Regions from separate parts of the Homo sapiens genome. Here region 2 is linked to region 1. The links are chromatin loops, found by intact Hi-C in ENCODE. Cell type or tissue: spleen. All regions are shown on one strand. Each heading gives the region's core, and the rest is flanking DNA. Links, peaks and the distances in the headings are about the cores only.

Region 1 (8,342 bases), core at 73-8,072:
AACTTTCTGCTCACATGTGGACCAGTTATTGGATGTAGCCAGTGCTCTGAAGTGGGTGGTGATCATAGGCCAGACACCTCTCTACAGATGAGGGCAATTTCCAGAAAGAGCTTCTGGTTGCTGGCTATTCGCTGGCAGCACTCCAACCTGCTGGGGACCTGGGCATCTTAGCGAGCACTACACCACTGTACTATTGAGGAAGGCACTTGATTTCTCTGTTTCCTTGTCTGTGAATTGAGGAGGAATAATTGTATTATCTGATAGGGATAAGAATTAAGGAAAAAAAAAACAGCCCAGTACCTGGTGAGGCACATGCTAAGCCCTCAATAAGTGTTAAGCTATCATTGTGATTATTATTACTTTATAGGTATATTTTATTATAATATTTTATTAGTTTCATTTTTCACACCTCATTCATTCAGAAGCACCTAAGATTTGGTTATAAGTTACTCTTTTTTTTTTTTTTTTTTTTTTTTTTTGTGAGACGGAGTCTCACTCTGTCACCCAGGCTGGACTGCAGTGGTGTGATCTCAGCTCACTGCTACCTCTGCCTCCTGTGTTCAAGCCATTCTCCTGCCTCAGCCTCCCAAGTAGCTGGGACTACAAGCGCATGCCATCATGCCCAGCTAATTTTTTGTATTTTTAGTAGAGATGGGGTTTCACCGTGTTAGCCAGCATGGTCTCGATCTCCTGGCCTCGTGATCTGCCCGCCTTGGCCTCCCAAAGTGCTGGGATTACAGGCATGAGCCACTGCACCCTGCCTATAAGTTACTCTTGTATGCTCTCATAGCATCCTACACTCCTACACTTAACATACCATATTATTATCGCCTTCTCATCTGTCTCCCTTACTAGAGTATAAATTCCTTGGAAGCATTCACCTCTTAGCCTTACCTACAACCTGGCTGGTCTTGCAGCCTGCCCAACCATGGCTACCCGTTCTCTCCTACCTCACACAACTCTGCACAAGGCTCTGCCATTTTTTCCCCTCCTTGCCACTGTCATCCACCAGCCAGCCTCCAGCCCATCCCACTCACTCATTGAAGGTTTGGACGACTGGCTCACAGTTGCTTTACATCTCATTTCCTGCTGTCATGTGATGTGACCTCAGTGTCCACAAGGACAATCCAGACAAAATCCTGATCCCTCAGTTCCTTGATCTCCTTACCTCTAATGATCATTATCTCGACTCCTCCTCTCCTGCCCATCCCGTATGAGGTGTGCAATTCAGGCTGCACCCCCCTGTGTGGCAAACTGAGTGCTCTGCGCCAATAGACCAGGCATCATTCCAACTTCCGATGATCCAGACATCATTCTGATTGGTCAGCACCTTTTTTTTTTACAGTCATTAAATATTTTTAATATTACCCCTACCCATGAACATAACCTAAAACATATATGTTCAACTTTTTCCACTATTCTTCAGTCTCACTGAAACCAATCCATTGACTGCTCTGGTTTCTCCAAATTGTTGGCCTCTTTCCTTCCTTTTTATACTAAATCAGTTTAGAGCTAATGGTCATTCATTTCAGTAAGATGTTAAAAAAAAAAAAAAAAGCTTTAAATCTCTTGTCCCAGTGTCTTTTTGTAGTCCCATTTGGGGTTTGTAAGGTGCTGCTTTCTCCACGGCTCAGGAAAGCCTTGCTAGAGAGAGTCCCATGCCAGGGTTTCTTGGTAGTCTCCATTAATTCATGATCCCCATCCTCAAATGGTCCCTCAATGTGTCCTCAAAATTCCTCACGTTTCCTACTCAAATTGCTCCCTGGCTTTTTGCAGTCTCCCAACATGCTTCTCAAAATCTCAAATTCCTTCCTCCTGTCCTCCCTCAATGAGCAAATAAACTAGCCTTTTAATGAATCTTATGAAAAAATGAGTTAAAATAATACATGCACATTATAACAGGGGAACATCCGAGATATATAAAGAAAAGAAGTCATAATATCTCTGATATTATCCAGCTATAGGCCCATTGCTCTGAGGAAATCAATGTTAAGAAGCAAGTGGGAATTTCTTGGCAAATTCCTTCAAACTCATATGAACAAATGCAAATATATGGAGACATGTATATGGGGCATGTATCTGTTCTGACAACAGTGGGATCATGTTATAGATATTTCTCAGCAGTTTGCTTTTCATAGTTAACCATAACAATGGACATTCCCCACCTTTGCCAATATGTATCATATATATGTATATATATGATGTCTATATCATGTCTATATCAAATATATTGTGATATATAGATGCATGTCAGTATATAAATTATATCTGAATACATACAAATGTATTATAGAGATAAACCACCTCTGTTTAGCCTGTGCAAAACTCCAGGATAATTTAACTGCATAGCTACTCAAGGCTCCCTCTATCACAAAGAATTTCCAAACTGCATACCTAAGCAAGGCAGAACAGATCATGATTAACTCAAACATTTAAATACAATCATGTCTAGAGAACTCAAAGTAAAGAACTAGACTTTGTAGGATCTAGAACCAGAAATACCTTTTGACCCAGCAATCCCATTACAGGGTGTATTTCCAAAGGATTATAAATCATTCTGCTATAAAGACACATGAACACGTATGTTTATTGCAGCACTATTTACAATAGCAAAGACTTGGAACCAACCCAAATGCCCACAAATGATAGACTGGATAAAGAAAATGTGGCACATTACACCATGGAATACGATGCAGCCATAAAAAAGAATGAATTCATGTCCTTTGCAGGGGCATGGATGAAGCTGGAAGCCATCATTCTCAGCAAACTAACACAGAAACAGAAAAACAAACACCACATTTTCTCACTCATAAGTGAGAGTTGAAAAATGAGAATACATGGACATTGGGAGGGGAACATCACACACCCACACACCCGGGCCTGTCGGGGGTGGTGGGGGGCAAGGGGAGGGAAAGCATTAGGACAAATACCTAATGCATGTGGGGCTTAAAACCTAGATGACAGGTTCATAGGTGCAGCAAACCACCATGGCACAAGGTGCTATGTGACAAAGTGCACATTCTGCACATGTATCCCAGAACTTTAAAGTAAAATAAAAGTAAAAAGATAAAAAATAAAATAAATAAATAAAAAAAACCTAGATCTACAGTCAGGGCATTTCCACCCCGGAACAATCTCTGTTGCACTAGCAAGGTCACATGACATGGATCCCTATTAGTATCTTTTTATGAAGGGATTTGTCTTTGGCATATTAACATTATTCTAATTCAGCCATTCACTAATTGATAGACAGCTTAATCATTTTCAGTTTTCTTGCCATGACAAGCAAAGCTGTAATAAATATCCTGGAACATATGGTTTTTCATAACACTGCTGTTATTTTCACAGGAAAGATTTCTAAACTAAAATTCCTGTGCCAAAGAGAATAGATTTTTTTTTATTTCATAGAGATGTTCAGATTACATTCAGCAAGGATGCAGCAATTCACTGCTGTCAGAAGCCAGGTAAGAGAGCACCTGCCTCCCCGTACTCCTGACAGCACAAAATGGGATCTCTCCCCACTTCATTTCTTTTTTGTTTTTTCGTCTGTCAATTTGATGATGAAAAATGTATTTTCTAGAGAAATAGGAATGCTTTTATATTTTTGGTGGGAATGTAAATTAGTTCAACCATTGTGGAAGACAGTGTGGTGATTCCTGAAGGATCTAGAAACAGACCATTTGACCCAGCAATCCCATTACTGAGTATATACCCAAAGGAATATAAATCATTCTACTATAAAGACACATGCACGCATATGTTTATTGCAGCACTATTTACATTAGCAGAGACATGGAATCAACCCAAATGCCCATCAATGATAGACTAAATAAAGAAAATGTGGCACATTTACACCATGGAATACTATGCAGCCATAAAAAGGAATGAGACCATGTCCTTTGCAGGGACATGGATGAAGGTGGAAGCCATCATCCCCAGCAAACTAAAACAGGAACAGAAAACCAAACACTGCATGTTCTCACTCATAAGTGGGAGTTGAAAAATTAGAACACATGGACACAGGGAGGGGAACAACACACACCAGCACCAGTCAAGGGGTGGGGGGCGAGGGGAGGGAGAGAAATAGGACAAATAGCTCAAGCATGTGGGGCTTAACACTTAGATGACAGGTTGATAGGTGCAGCAAACCACCATGGCACACGTATACCTATGTAACAAGCCTGCATGTTCTGCACTTGTATCCCAGAACTTAAAGTAAAAAAAAAAAAAAAAAAAAAAAATTATTCTCCTGGTTTAATTTTACTTACTTGACTTCTAGAAAGTTTGAGTGTCTTTTTATATGTTTATTGGATATTTACATTGTATCTTCTATGAATCACTTTTGCCCTTTTTCTTATGTGTTTTCTCTTACTGATTTAGAGAAATTATTTCTATTGTGAATATTAATAGTTTTGTCTGTCATATCTGTTGAAAATATATTTCCCATTTCTTAGTATTTTTATTTACTGTTTGTTCATGTGTTTGCCATGAATTTTTAAAAGTATTTATGTAACAAAACAAATATATCTTTCTGATTACTGAGTTTACTGGTTTGTTTGGGAGCATTTCACCATTGAAAATTTGCTCTCCAAATTTTTATTCTAATCATTTGTTGTTTTCTGATATTAAATATTTGTTATTTTTGTATATAGTATGAGAAAGGGCTCTAGCTTTGAGTTTCTTATCATTTATCTCCCCAGATATATATATAATGTTATATTAATTTGATATATATTTAAATATATACATCTACCTATATTCATCTATCATCTATCTATCTATCTATTTATCTAATGTATAGATAGAGTGAAAATGCCTTCTATCTTAAGTCTGTTTTCTATTGCTGTAACAGAAGACCATAGACTGATTTTCTAGGAAAATTTATTTCATCATGTTTCTGGAGACTGGGAAGTTTAAGAGCATGGCTCAGATACCTGGTGAGGACTTTCCTGCTGCATCATAGCAGAGCAGAGAGTGTCACATGGCAAGAGGGCAGAAGCAAGAGAGTCAGAGAGTGCTCGCTTTCATACGAAAGCCACTCCTGCAATAATGAACCCACTACTGTGACAGCAGCATTAATCTCTACATGAGGGCAGGGGGATTAAGTTTCCAACACAGGAATCTTTGGGAGACACATTCAAACTATAACACCATTTTTGCCATGGGTTAAAGTATCATATATATTTAGATCTGTTTCTGGATTCTTTAGACTCTTCCACTAACCACTTTATTTCTGTCACCAATTAAAATCTTAGGCAAGCTTTAATAACTGATAAGCCAGGTTTTTACTTACTAGTATTTTTCCTTTTTTCATTATGTTCTTAGATTATTTTGGATATCTATGCTTCAGTACTAATTTTGTAATTATTTTTATCCAGTTTATTACCAAAAAGTTACATTCTAATTGGAATTTTAGTAATTTTGAAGTATTGACCTATTTATGATACCATGTCTTCCCATCTAGCCCGTTTCACTTGTTCCTTATTATTTATCAAGAAGGTATTATAGTTTTTTTTAAATAAAGGTCCTGTGCCTTTTTTGTTAACTTTTTGGATACAATTATGAAAAAAAAAAATGTATTCTATTTTCAAGTCTATTTGTAGCTGTTTATTACCAGAAGGAAAAAACTACCGGGCTTTGAATAGTTACCTTACATCCAGCTACCTCACCAAATAATGTTATTAATTCTAGATGTTTCTTAAGTTTACTGCTTATACTATTTGCATGTATAATTTTGCCTCTTTCACATTCATACTAACTATTGAGTTACTGTTTTTGTGTATTTTATATTTATTATTATATTAACTATAATGATTACTGTGTTATAACTTCAAGAACAATATTGACTAGTTGCACTAGGAGTGGGCATATCTGTCTTATTCTTAAATTTAAAATGGCTGCAGCATTACACAATTTAGTATCATTTGTCAATTGGGTTTTGTGATTTTATTTTATTATGTTTAAGCAATGTATTTCCATTCCTACATTACTAAAAATTTATAAAATTTATGCTAGGAATGACAGCTGTGTTTTATTAAATGAATTTATGAGATTTGGAGCTAAAAACACGTACTTGTCTTTTCCTGCATTGATATACGGAATTATGTTACTAGGTCTTCTAACACTAAACCATCCATGCATTGCTGGGATGAATTCTTCTGAGCATGATACAGTCTTCTTTCAATATACAGCTAGATTTGATTTTCAATATTTTATTATTTTATATCTAGACAAAATAGAAATTCATTTGTACTTCTTGTATCTTTTATACTATCTTTTCAGAGTTTGATATTGAAATTATTCTAAGGTGAACTGCATTAGAGACATCTCCATGATTTCTATGGATTAGGGTGGATTAACATAGGAATAGCCTATTTTTTAGAAGTTTGAGTTAATTCAGTTATAACAGCATTTGAGTCTGAACCTTTTTGTTAAATATAGAAGTCAGCATTTCCAGTATCATCCATGGCAAATAACCTTTTAATGTTTTCTGCACCCTCATGGAGTAATTTTAAGAGTTAATATATTGGTAATCCATTTTCTTTCAATTTCCAGAAGTATTTTATGGAATTATTTATTATATTCTTATGTACTTACTTAATTTCTTCCAAATCTCATTTCAAATATTATTCTCTTTTGTCTCTTTTTTTCCTTAATCAGGATTGTCAAGGTTTTATTTTTATTTGTTTGAGGGTTTTGGTTGCTTTTTAAAAAAGTAAAAGCCTGTTGTCCCAGCTACTTGGGAGTCTGAGGCAGGAGGATCACTTGAGCCCGGGAGTTAGAGCCTGTAGTGTGTTATAATCACATCTGTGAGTAGCCACTCCATTCCAGCCTATGCAACATAGCAAGACTCTGTCTCTAAAAAGAATAAATTATTAACTGAAAGTAAATTAAGAAACAAGTATTTGTTGTAATTTACATTTTCTGAAAAATATTTATTTTTATTAATTTCAACTATCCCTTTCCATCATCCTACTTTCTTTTCATTCATTTTCCTGATGTTTTAAAATTTCTTAATGTTGGGCTATTGCGCCAGCTGAATATGTGGAAGGCAGGAGCCTGGAGGCCAAGCTTAGCTGCCTTCCATGCTCCCTTTACATCTTCCCTCTGTGTGCCTGTCCACAGTGAGTCACGCATGAGAAGACAGACTGAAGAGAGCAGAGGGCCCAGGCCTGGAGGAATAGAGTCTAAAGGGATCCCATGATCAGTTAGTCATCATCAAAGGTCCTTGCAAGTCAAACATTCTAATTGATGTTTTTAGTAATGGCTCACTAGCAACCCTTCCCTTGACAACTAGTAGAAAGCAAACAAAATATTTTTGAAACCTCTTACAGACATAGAAGGCACAGAGAAGGTACAAAAGTAACAAGCACTTGAGAATGCAAGATTGCAGAAAGAAGGGATGTATAGAATTCCATATTCAAGCAATTATTCCTCTTGAGGGATTTGCTGATTAACAAACTGCAATTAGGTCAGAAACTGAGGAACTGACACTCTTACTGAGATGGGAGACCAAATTAAAGTGAGAACCCAGCAAACAAGAGAGATTTAAAGGGATATTTCAGCTTTTTCAGTGGGACCCCCCCAAGATTCCTAAAGGACTGCATCCGGGAGTGGGTTAGAAATAAATCAGAACTCAAAGGACTATGACATCATCTAAAGGCTCTAATGATATCTACAGCTGTTTTTTTTTTTTTTTTGCAATGCCCACCATTCAATCAATTACCTCTCATACCATAAATAAGACCACATGCCCCCCAAAATTATGAGCATTAAACAGACCCACAGGAAATTACAGATATCGGGGGCATCAGACACAGGTTTTAAAATAATTATGATTAATATGTTCAAGAAATGAGATGGCATGATGAAGAAACTCAGTAGAGAACTGGAAACTGATCTTTAAAAAAGACAAGAGAAAGGAGGGGAAAATATAAAAGTCAATCTTAACAGTTTGTGCAGTATCTCTTATCTGCAGACCACGGGATTTATATTATTGCACTCTTGGTGCAACTTATAGTATGTATGTAATAGCTTTTATGAATTGTTTGAGTTATGAATTTCTATACCCTCTATTAAAATGGACCTAAGTTTTTAAATGAATTATAGAACTGGAATTATGAACAAAATCAATTGGGTTTAACAGTAGATTACAGAGCTGAAAGGATGAGTGAAGAGGTAGATCAGAAGATCAAAGCATAGGAAGGTAAAAAAGAATTTAAAACTATAGAAAAGAGCCAGAGACACATTTGACACAGTAAAAACTTTTAATATACATGCAATCTGGATCCCAGAAAGAGAGGAGTGAGGGAGCAGGACAAGAGTGATTTCTGATGAACTAA
Region 2 (8,342 bases), core at 204-8,203, 120 kb after region 1:
ATGTGCCACCTCACACATTTGTTTGTTGACATCCAAATTTTTTCATCACAAGTTTATTTATTAAGTATTATTATTATTATTTTTTGAGATGGAGTCTTGCTTTGTCACCCAGGCTAGAGTGTAGTGGCATGATTACGACTCACTGCAACCTCTGCCTCCCAGGTTCAAGCGATTCTCCTGCCTCAGTCTCCTGAGTAGCTGGGATTACAGGCATGCGCCACCATGCCCAGCTAATTTTTGTATTTTTAGTAGAAATGGGGTTTCACCATGTTGGCCAGACTGGTCTTGAACTCCTGACCTCATGTAATCTGCCCACCTCGGCCTCCCAAAGTGCTGATATTACAGGCATGAGCCACTGCACCCAGCCTACAAGTTTAAATAGATACGAAGAATGCCATGTCCAACATATTTTGAATGTTGACAGTTTAAAAAAACTATTCAACGGAATCTAAATACAGTTCCATGACAATTTGATTCCCACCATCATCTTTTTAAGAAGCACATGAATAAGTTTTTATTTTTTTTATAGACTTTCTTTTCAGAACAGTTAGATTCACAGTCAAATTGGACAGAAATAGAAAGAGTGCCTATATATCCCGTGCCTTCACACACACACAGCTTCCCCCACTATCAACACCCTCCACCAGCATGGCACATTTGTCACAGTTGATGAATCTACATTGACACGTTATTATCACCCAAAGTCCATAATTGACATTAATCTTCACTTTTGGTGATGTACAGTAAGCTTTTTTCAACATTTGGGACATTTTATATTGTTCCTTTTTTTTCCCTTTGAACTGTTCTCATTTCATTTTCTCCACAAAGATTTATCCTATTGTAATATATTGATATGCTGAAAAGTCTTTTATTATTCTCTGTCCCATACTCCTCTTCAACTAATTATGTTTACAAATTGATGGGTGAGCTTTTCTTTTCTGTCACCATAGGACACTTAAGGGTTAAAAAATCACAGTTGACCAAAACAACATGGAAACCTTTTTTTATTATAAATGTTGATATTAATTAAATATAAAAAGCAAAAATGGGAGGCCAGGCACAGTGGCTCACACCTGTAATCCCAGTACTTTGGATCACCTGAGGTCAGGAGTTCAAGACTAGCCTGGCCAACATGATGAAACCTTGTCTCTACTAATAATACAAAAAAAAATTAGCTGGGCATGGTGGCACACACCTGTAATCCCAGCTACTCGGGAGGCTGAGGCAGGAGAATCGCTTGAACCCGGGAGGTGGAGGTTGCAGTGAGCCAACATCGTGCCATTGCACTCCAGCCTGGGTGACAAGAGTGAAATGAAACTCCATCTCCAAAAAAAAAAAAAAAAAAAAAACCAAGAAAAAAACAATGGGGAGGGGACATCTCTTAATGTTAGAAATAGATTAGGTGGAGCCATTTTCCCCCTGGTTAATTCCAGGATCAAAGGATGAATTTCCGTATCAATTACATTCCAGTTTTTCATTTTTACAGATGTTGAGTACTTTCTATATTGAGAAACCTTGTTCACATAAATAAGTAGATGGGAACAGAAGAATGCCATTCAATTCTTTGAACTCCTTCCAAGGTACTAGCCAAAAGCCACAGGAGGATCAATGATGGTTCTTTTCATCCATTAGCTGACCAGATAATTAGGTACCTTCTATTATGTTGAAAGCAAAGAATTAGAATCCACATGACTTCCAAAAGGATTTGTGATGAGTCTTCTTCTTTCTCTGCACTGGTGTTTCAAGTTGTCCTTTTGTTTAGGGCCTTTGAGCCTTACCCTGGGGCAGTAAGATTCTGTGTGGGTGCAGGTGAGATTTTCCTTTCTAACATGCAAAAAGGCAACTGTGAAAGGGGCCGTCCATTCTCAGGCAGGTCCACTTTAGAAAATGGTACACTTCAAGACTGAGGATGTGACAATTTGCACAGCATGCTCTTGGAGGGGCTTCATGTAATTATAGGACATGGAGGGGCGGGGGGACACAGTTGAAAGACCCTTGGCCAAGGCCAGCCACAGTGGCTCACATCTGCAGTCTCAGCATTTTGGGAGGCCAAGGTGGGAGGATCACTTGAGGCTAGGAGTTCAACACCAGCCTGGAAACACAGGAGACCTCATTTCTTTAAAAAAAAATAAAATATAAATAAATTTCTTAAAAAAAGAAAGACCCTGGCCTTGAATGGTGGCTCACTATGAGTGGCTCAGGCTTCCCCATGGTTAACTGTCCTCTGCTTTACAAAGCCATTGTGCCTATTATGAAATAATAATTTATGTCATCATTTCTCATCTTCAACAGTCAATAGGCCCTAGGTGGATGCCAGCACTCAGAACACAGTGCCCCTAAACTATGGCACCGTGGCATGCTGAGTACTTTAAACCGAAGGAGATTAGAAGGACCTTCTAAGAAGCCAGACGATCTCTGTGACCTTCTCCCACCCTCCTTTCTCCTTCCCGCATTTATCCCCTGAAGCAGATTATAGAAACTCAACTTCTTCTCCCCAAAGCAAGCCACGAAACCTAGAAAGATCACTCTCTGACCTCCTCCCTTTGCCCCTGGAAGGTCCTCCTGTGGCAAGCGTCCTGCCCCATACCCGGGGGGTAAAGAGTGTCACACAGAGACACAGAAACAAATCAAAATAAACAGGCCTTGCTGAGCTCCCCCAGTTTATTGCCATTAGATCATGTTTCTCCGTAATTACCCACTTCTTTCATCAGATTGATGATGAAAAAAAAACAACAACAAATTATGACAAAATATTTAAAGAGGGTTATTCTGAGCCAATACGAGTGATTGAGCTCAAATTACACAGTCTCAGGAGGTCCTGAAAAAGTATGCCCCTGGCAGTTGGCTTGCAGTTTGGTTTTATATATTTCAGGGAGACAGGAATTGCAGGTAAAATCATAAATCAATATGTGGAAGGTATGCATTGGTTCCCAAAAAGGCAGGGCATCTCAAAGCAGAGACTTACATGTCATAGGTGGATTTTAGGGATTCTTGAGTTAGCAATTGGTTGAAAGAACTGAGCTTTATCTAAAGACTTGAAGTCAACAGAAAGGAATGCCTAAGTGAAGATAAGGAGGTCTGCTGTCTCTTATGTGATACTATAACAGAATCAGGTTGGAAAGTAAGCTACACTCTACAGGGTTAATTAAAAACCTGTCTCACGAGATTTTGTGGTTTATAGGTTATGACTCCCCTGGCCCTTAGGAAGGAATTTGGGCAAGATTGCATATAATCTATGCATTTCTTTCTTTTTCTTTCTCTTTCTTTCTTTCTTTTTTTTTTTTTTTTTTTATAAAAAAAGGAATCCTGGCAAGAGAAAAAAAAGTCAGGCACAGTGGCTCACACCTGTAATCCCAGCACTTTAGGAGGTAGGAGGATCACTTGAGCCCAGGAGTTTGAGACCAGACTGGGCAACATGTGAGACCTCATCTCTATAAAAAAATTAAAAATTAGCTGGGCGGGGTGACACATCCCTGTAGTCCCAGCCACTCAAGATGCTAAGGTGGGAGGATCACTTGAGCCTAGAAGGTCGAGGCTGCAGTGGGCCGTGATCATGCCATTGCACTCCAGCCTGGGTGACAGAGTGAGATCTGTCTAAAAAAGAAAAAAAGAAAGCTCAGAGTTCAGTCTTCTACTTAGCATAAAAATACATAATTTGCTTCTTTGGGTCTTGATTTCTGAAGGCTCCAATGTCACGTAAAACTTTGGTTAGATGAATTTGTGTTGCTTTTCTCTTGTTACTCTCTCTCTTGTTCTAGGGGTATCAGCCATGACCTCTGCAATGGGTGAGGAAAAGGTAAGACTTTTTCTCCCCTACAGAGACTCTCTTGCACAGGGGATGTGGTCTCTTTTGGGAAAGTGGGCCGGGGCAGTAGAACAGTATTATCCTCATAAAGGCAGCTTTAGTTTAGAAGCCTACTGTACAAAAATCAGTGACATTGCCTGTGTAGGGGAGAAAGAGCTGTTTTCTAACCCATTGCTAGGTTTATGGCTGAGGTCGCTATTGCAAAAGACAGATTACCAACAACAAAAAAAGCACAGAAATTTATTTAATGTAAGTAACACAGGAGCTTTCAGAAATGAAGATCTGAAGAAACAGGAAGAAGTGGGTATTTTTGTGGACAGTCGTGCAGAAGTGTGATTGCAGGACAAAACTGTATGATCTAATGGAAATAAACTGAGGGAAACTTGGCAAGGCCTGTTCCAATTCTTCTCTGGGTCCCTGTGTCTTCAGAGACAGGGACATTCCTTTCCTCTGGGTATAGGGTGGGCGCCTGTCTCACAAGGATCCTGTGACTTACTTTAGAGAAAGGTCAGAGGATTCTTTTAAGACCTGCTTCAGAGAAGGACAGGAAAAGGTGAGAGGGACCTTCCTGCTTCTGCTGTTTTCTCAAATGACAAGGTGCCATAGTTTGGGATAGCGTGTCCTAAACCCTGTCACCTGAAACCAAAATAGAGATCTGAGAATTGAGGACTGAGTATGAACATGGAAAATCATTCTGGTATTAACGTAAGCCATTCTTATTGCTAGAAGCCCTAAGAATCTCTTTTTCAGAAAAGGAATTGGTAAAGTCAGTTCATGTAAGGCACAACCTTACATAAGGTAAAGTCAGTTCACGTAAGGCGCAAACTTACATGAGGTAAAGTAAGTTCATGTAAGATTGTGCCTCAAGTAATTTCCTCAGATAAGTTCCTTACTGTGCTACTTTTTATTTATTCTAATAACTTTCTTTTGCTAACTTAAAAATAATATCTGGCCAGGCATGGTGGCTCACGCCTGTAATCCCAGCACTTTGGGAGGCCGAGGCAGGCAGATCACGAAGTCAGGAGATCAAGACCATCCTGGCCAACATGGTGAAACCCTGTCTCTACTAAAAATACAAAAACAAGTCGTGCATGGCGGCGTGTGCCTGTAGTCCCAGCTACTCGGGAGGCTGAGGCAGGAGAATCGCTTGAACCCGGGAGGCGGAAGTTGCGGTGAGCCGAGACCACACCATTGCACTCCAGCCTGGGCAACAGAGTGAGACTCTGTCTCAAAATAATAATAATAATAATAATATCAATTTATCATAAAAGGAAAAGTTGGAAAATTCAGAAAAATATAAGGAAGGAAATCTAAATCACCCATAATCTCACTCTTTAACAATAATCACTATTGATATTTTAGGCAACTTTTATTCCACAGATTATTCTGTTTCTTAACTGAAATTTGATGATGATTATACTCTACTGGTGGCTGCATGAGTGAGGAGCAGAGACAGAAACACAACTTCTTTGCCCAGGTGTAGAAGTGTCTCAGCCACAGCCTGGCAGCTATTGTGGGAGAAAAGTATTAATACCTTGTGGCATCATTCTTCCATTCCCTTCCAGCCTCCCTCAGCCCACCAAGGGCAGTCTCTGACCATCCAGGACCAGGTGTGGTTAGAAGGAAAGTTATACAGTAATCACCTTTATGGTCCCCAGCATGGGCTAATGTGTTAAAGGAAGGTCTACCCATGACTTCGGTGCCCTGGATCCTCTCACCAGCCAGTGTGGGCGTGTGTGATTAGTCAGTGTATTGATGCATGAAAGGCAACCTTAGAGGCCAGGCATGGTGGCTCACACCTGTAATCCCAACACTTTGGGAGGCAGAGCAGGAGGATCACTTGAAATCTGGAATTCAAGACCAGCCTGGAAAACATAGTGAGATCCCAGTTTCTGCAAAAATCAAACAATTAGCTGGGTGTGATGGCATGCACTTGTGGTCCCAGCTACTCAAGAGGCTGAGGTGGGAGGATCATTTGAGCTCAGGAGTTCAAGGCTGCAGTGAGCTATGATCCACTGCACTCCAGCCTGGGCAACAGAGCAATACCTTGTCTCAAAAAAAAAAAAAAAAGAAAAAAATACTATCTCAGAATCCCACTGGTTTGCAGAAACAGACATTTCCTCTCTCCAGGGTCTGCAGGCTCCCTGTCCTTAGCTCCAGAGTATGACTTAGACTTAGATTTAGGTAGGTCCATGTCTTTTTTTTTTTTTTTTTTTTTTTTGAGATGGAGTTTTGCTCCTGTGGCCCAGGCTGGAGTGCAATGGCACGATCTCGGCTCACTGCAACCTCTGCCTCCCGGGTTCAAGCGATTCTGCTGCCTCAGCCTCCCAAGTAGCTGAGATTACAGGCATGTGCCACCAGGCCCGGCTAATTTTGTATATTTAGTAGAGATGGGGTTTCACCATCTTGGCCAGGCTGGTCTCGAACTCCTGACCTCAGGTGATCCAACAGCCTTGGCCTCTCAAAATGCTGGGATTACAAACATGAGCCGCTGCGCCTGGCCCCACGCCTCTCTTATTGTCCCTGGATAGCACAGAACTCTGACATATTCTTCCCACGGTCAATGGGAAGAGTACAGGCAAATGACAGAAACACACTCTGCACCTCAAGCTCTCTGCTTAGAATCCATGCATCGTCCCATCTGCCACATTCTTTTGGTCAAAGCAAGTCACATGGCCAAACCCAACGTAAGTGAAGCAAGGAAATAAGCTTCACCCATTCTGGGGGAAGTTACTGCCCAGTCACCTGACAGCGAGCAGAGAACTGGGAGCGATGGTCTGATCTTCACTCAGTGAACTGCATTAACCCCATAGCTCTAGCCTGACTGGCTGCTCACTAGTGCTCCAAAGACACCTCTGTGCCTTTGTGCATGCTTGTTCTCCTCCCTGGAAATCTATTCTTATTCTTTTTTTCCCTACCAGAACATTGAACAGCTTTCAAGGCCTCGTTCAAACTTTGACCCCCTCTGTAAAGTTTTTCTTGACCATCGCAGTCCATAGTAATTTCTTCCTTCCTGAAAATCTCTAGACTGTGGCTCATTTTGAATTTTTGTAGTCTCTTATATCTTCCCCATTGACAGATATAGAGTCATCTGTCCATCTCACTATGATCGATCTGTATTTATCTTCTCCATGTGATAGCAACCTTCTTAAGAACAGGGATTTGAGGCCAGGCATGGTGGCTCACGCCTGTAATCCCAGCACTTTGGGAGGCCGAGGCAGGTGAATCCCTTGAACTCAGGAGTTTCAAACCAGCCTGGGCAACATAGCAAGACCCCATCTCTACAAAAAATTTAAAAATTAGCTGACCATGGTGGCATGTGCCTGTAGCCCCAGCTACTTGCAAGGCTGAGGTGGGAGAATTGCTTGAACCTGGGAGGCGGAGGTTGCAGTGAACCATGATCACGCCACTGCACTCCAGCATAGGTGACAGAGTGAGATATGTCCCTCCCCAAAGAAAGAACAGGGATGTTTTACATGTATAAAGGGTACTCACAAATATTTCTTCACGAACTGATAACTGTTTGCTTGATTTACTCTTTATTCCAAGAAGATTTTTAAAAAGTATTTGCTGTTTCTTTCCTATCCAGCTGTCCCCAAATGTTGCACTCCCAGAAGCTGTGAGAAAAGAGAGCAAGCTATGACCAAGAGTCTCATTTCCCATTTTAAAGTTCCTTTATTATTCGACTCAGGTTTACCCAGTTTCCATTTGCAGGATATAATGACTAAACGTTGAGTTCTGCTCACTACTTCTACAGAACAGCCCGCATTGAGTGGGCGCCCACACCGCAGGTGGAAGTTCCGATCCGAAAGCAATCAGTCTTATTATTCTAAGAATTATTCTTATTCTAAGGACTGCCCTCCTCCAGCACAGATTTGCTTTGTGTTTTTTGCTATTTCATTAAAAGAAAAAACAAAAACAGTGTAGCATGGTCACTTAGAAGGATATTCTGAAGCTGAAAAAGTCAGAAGTATGTCAGAGAAAGTTCTCAGAGAAAGGTACAGCTATACATCCTGCCTCTTTAGGGCACCCTGGTGAAATGTGGCCCTTCACAGTTTAGACAGGTTCTTCCCTGCAGAGGGTGACAGATGCTCTGTCTTTCCCAGATAAGGATGATGACAAACACTTGCTCTGGAGTCTTTTTTTTTCTTTTAATTTTTCCTTTTTCCTGAGATGGAGTCTTGCTTTGTCACCCAAGCTGGAGTGCGGTGGGATGATCTCAGCTCACTGTAACCTCCACTTCCCAGTCTCAAGTGATTCTTCTGCCTCAGCCTCCCTAGTAGCTGGGATTACAGGCGCCCACCACCAAACCCAATTAATTTTTGTATTTTTAGTAGAGACAGGGTTTTGCCATGTTAGCCAGGCTGGTCTCGAACTGCTGACCTCAGGTGATTCACCCACCTTGGCCACCCAAAGTACTGGGATTACAGGCGTGAGCCACCGCACCCGGGTTTGGAGTCTTCATTATGCTCTCTGTTCATGCTTCCAGTTCATCATACGTGATTCAAATATCTGGCCTTCCTAAGCCAAGGTTTGC

What was found. Peaks named below come from ENCODE experiments on the same cell type or tissue, not always from the same donor. Only the 100,000 strongest peaks of a DNase experiment are listed, where the experiment ranks them.
Region 2: it touches region 1 in a loop (2.0-fold over the local background); 1 of 110 quality-filtered maps calls a loop at or near these places.

Annotation. Positions count from the first base shown.
Region 1 is chr10:26,400,409-26,408,750 of GRCh38, forward strand. No RefSeq gene overlaps it. Among named protein-coding and RNA genes, the nearest start is that of APBB1IP, 34 kb to the right of the region's middle. In spleen, for the core only: no CTCF peak of the experiment used is centred there; no DNase peak of the experiment used is centred there.
Region 2 is chr10:26,521,684-26,530,025 of GRCh38, forward strand. All of the region lies in intron 8 of APBB1IP (amyloid beta precursor protein binding family B member 1 interacting protein), which reads left to right. Among named protein-coding and RNA genes, the nearest start is that of LINC03028, 53 kb to the right of the region's middle. RefSeq lists a silencer at 7,782-7,831. In spleen, for the core only: no CTCF peak of the experiment used is centred there; no DNase peak of the experiment used is centred there; H3K27ac peaks cover 4,892 bases.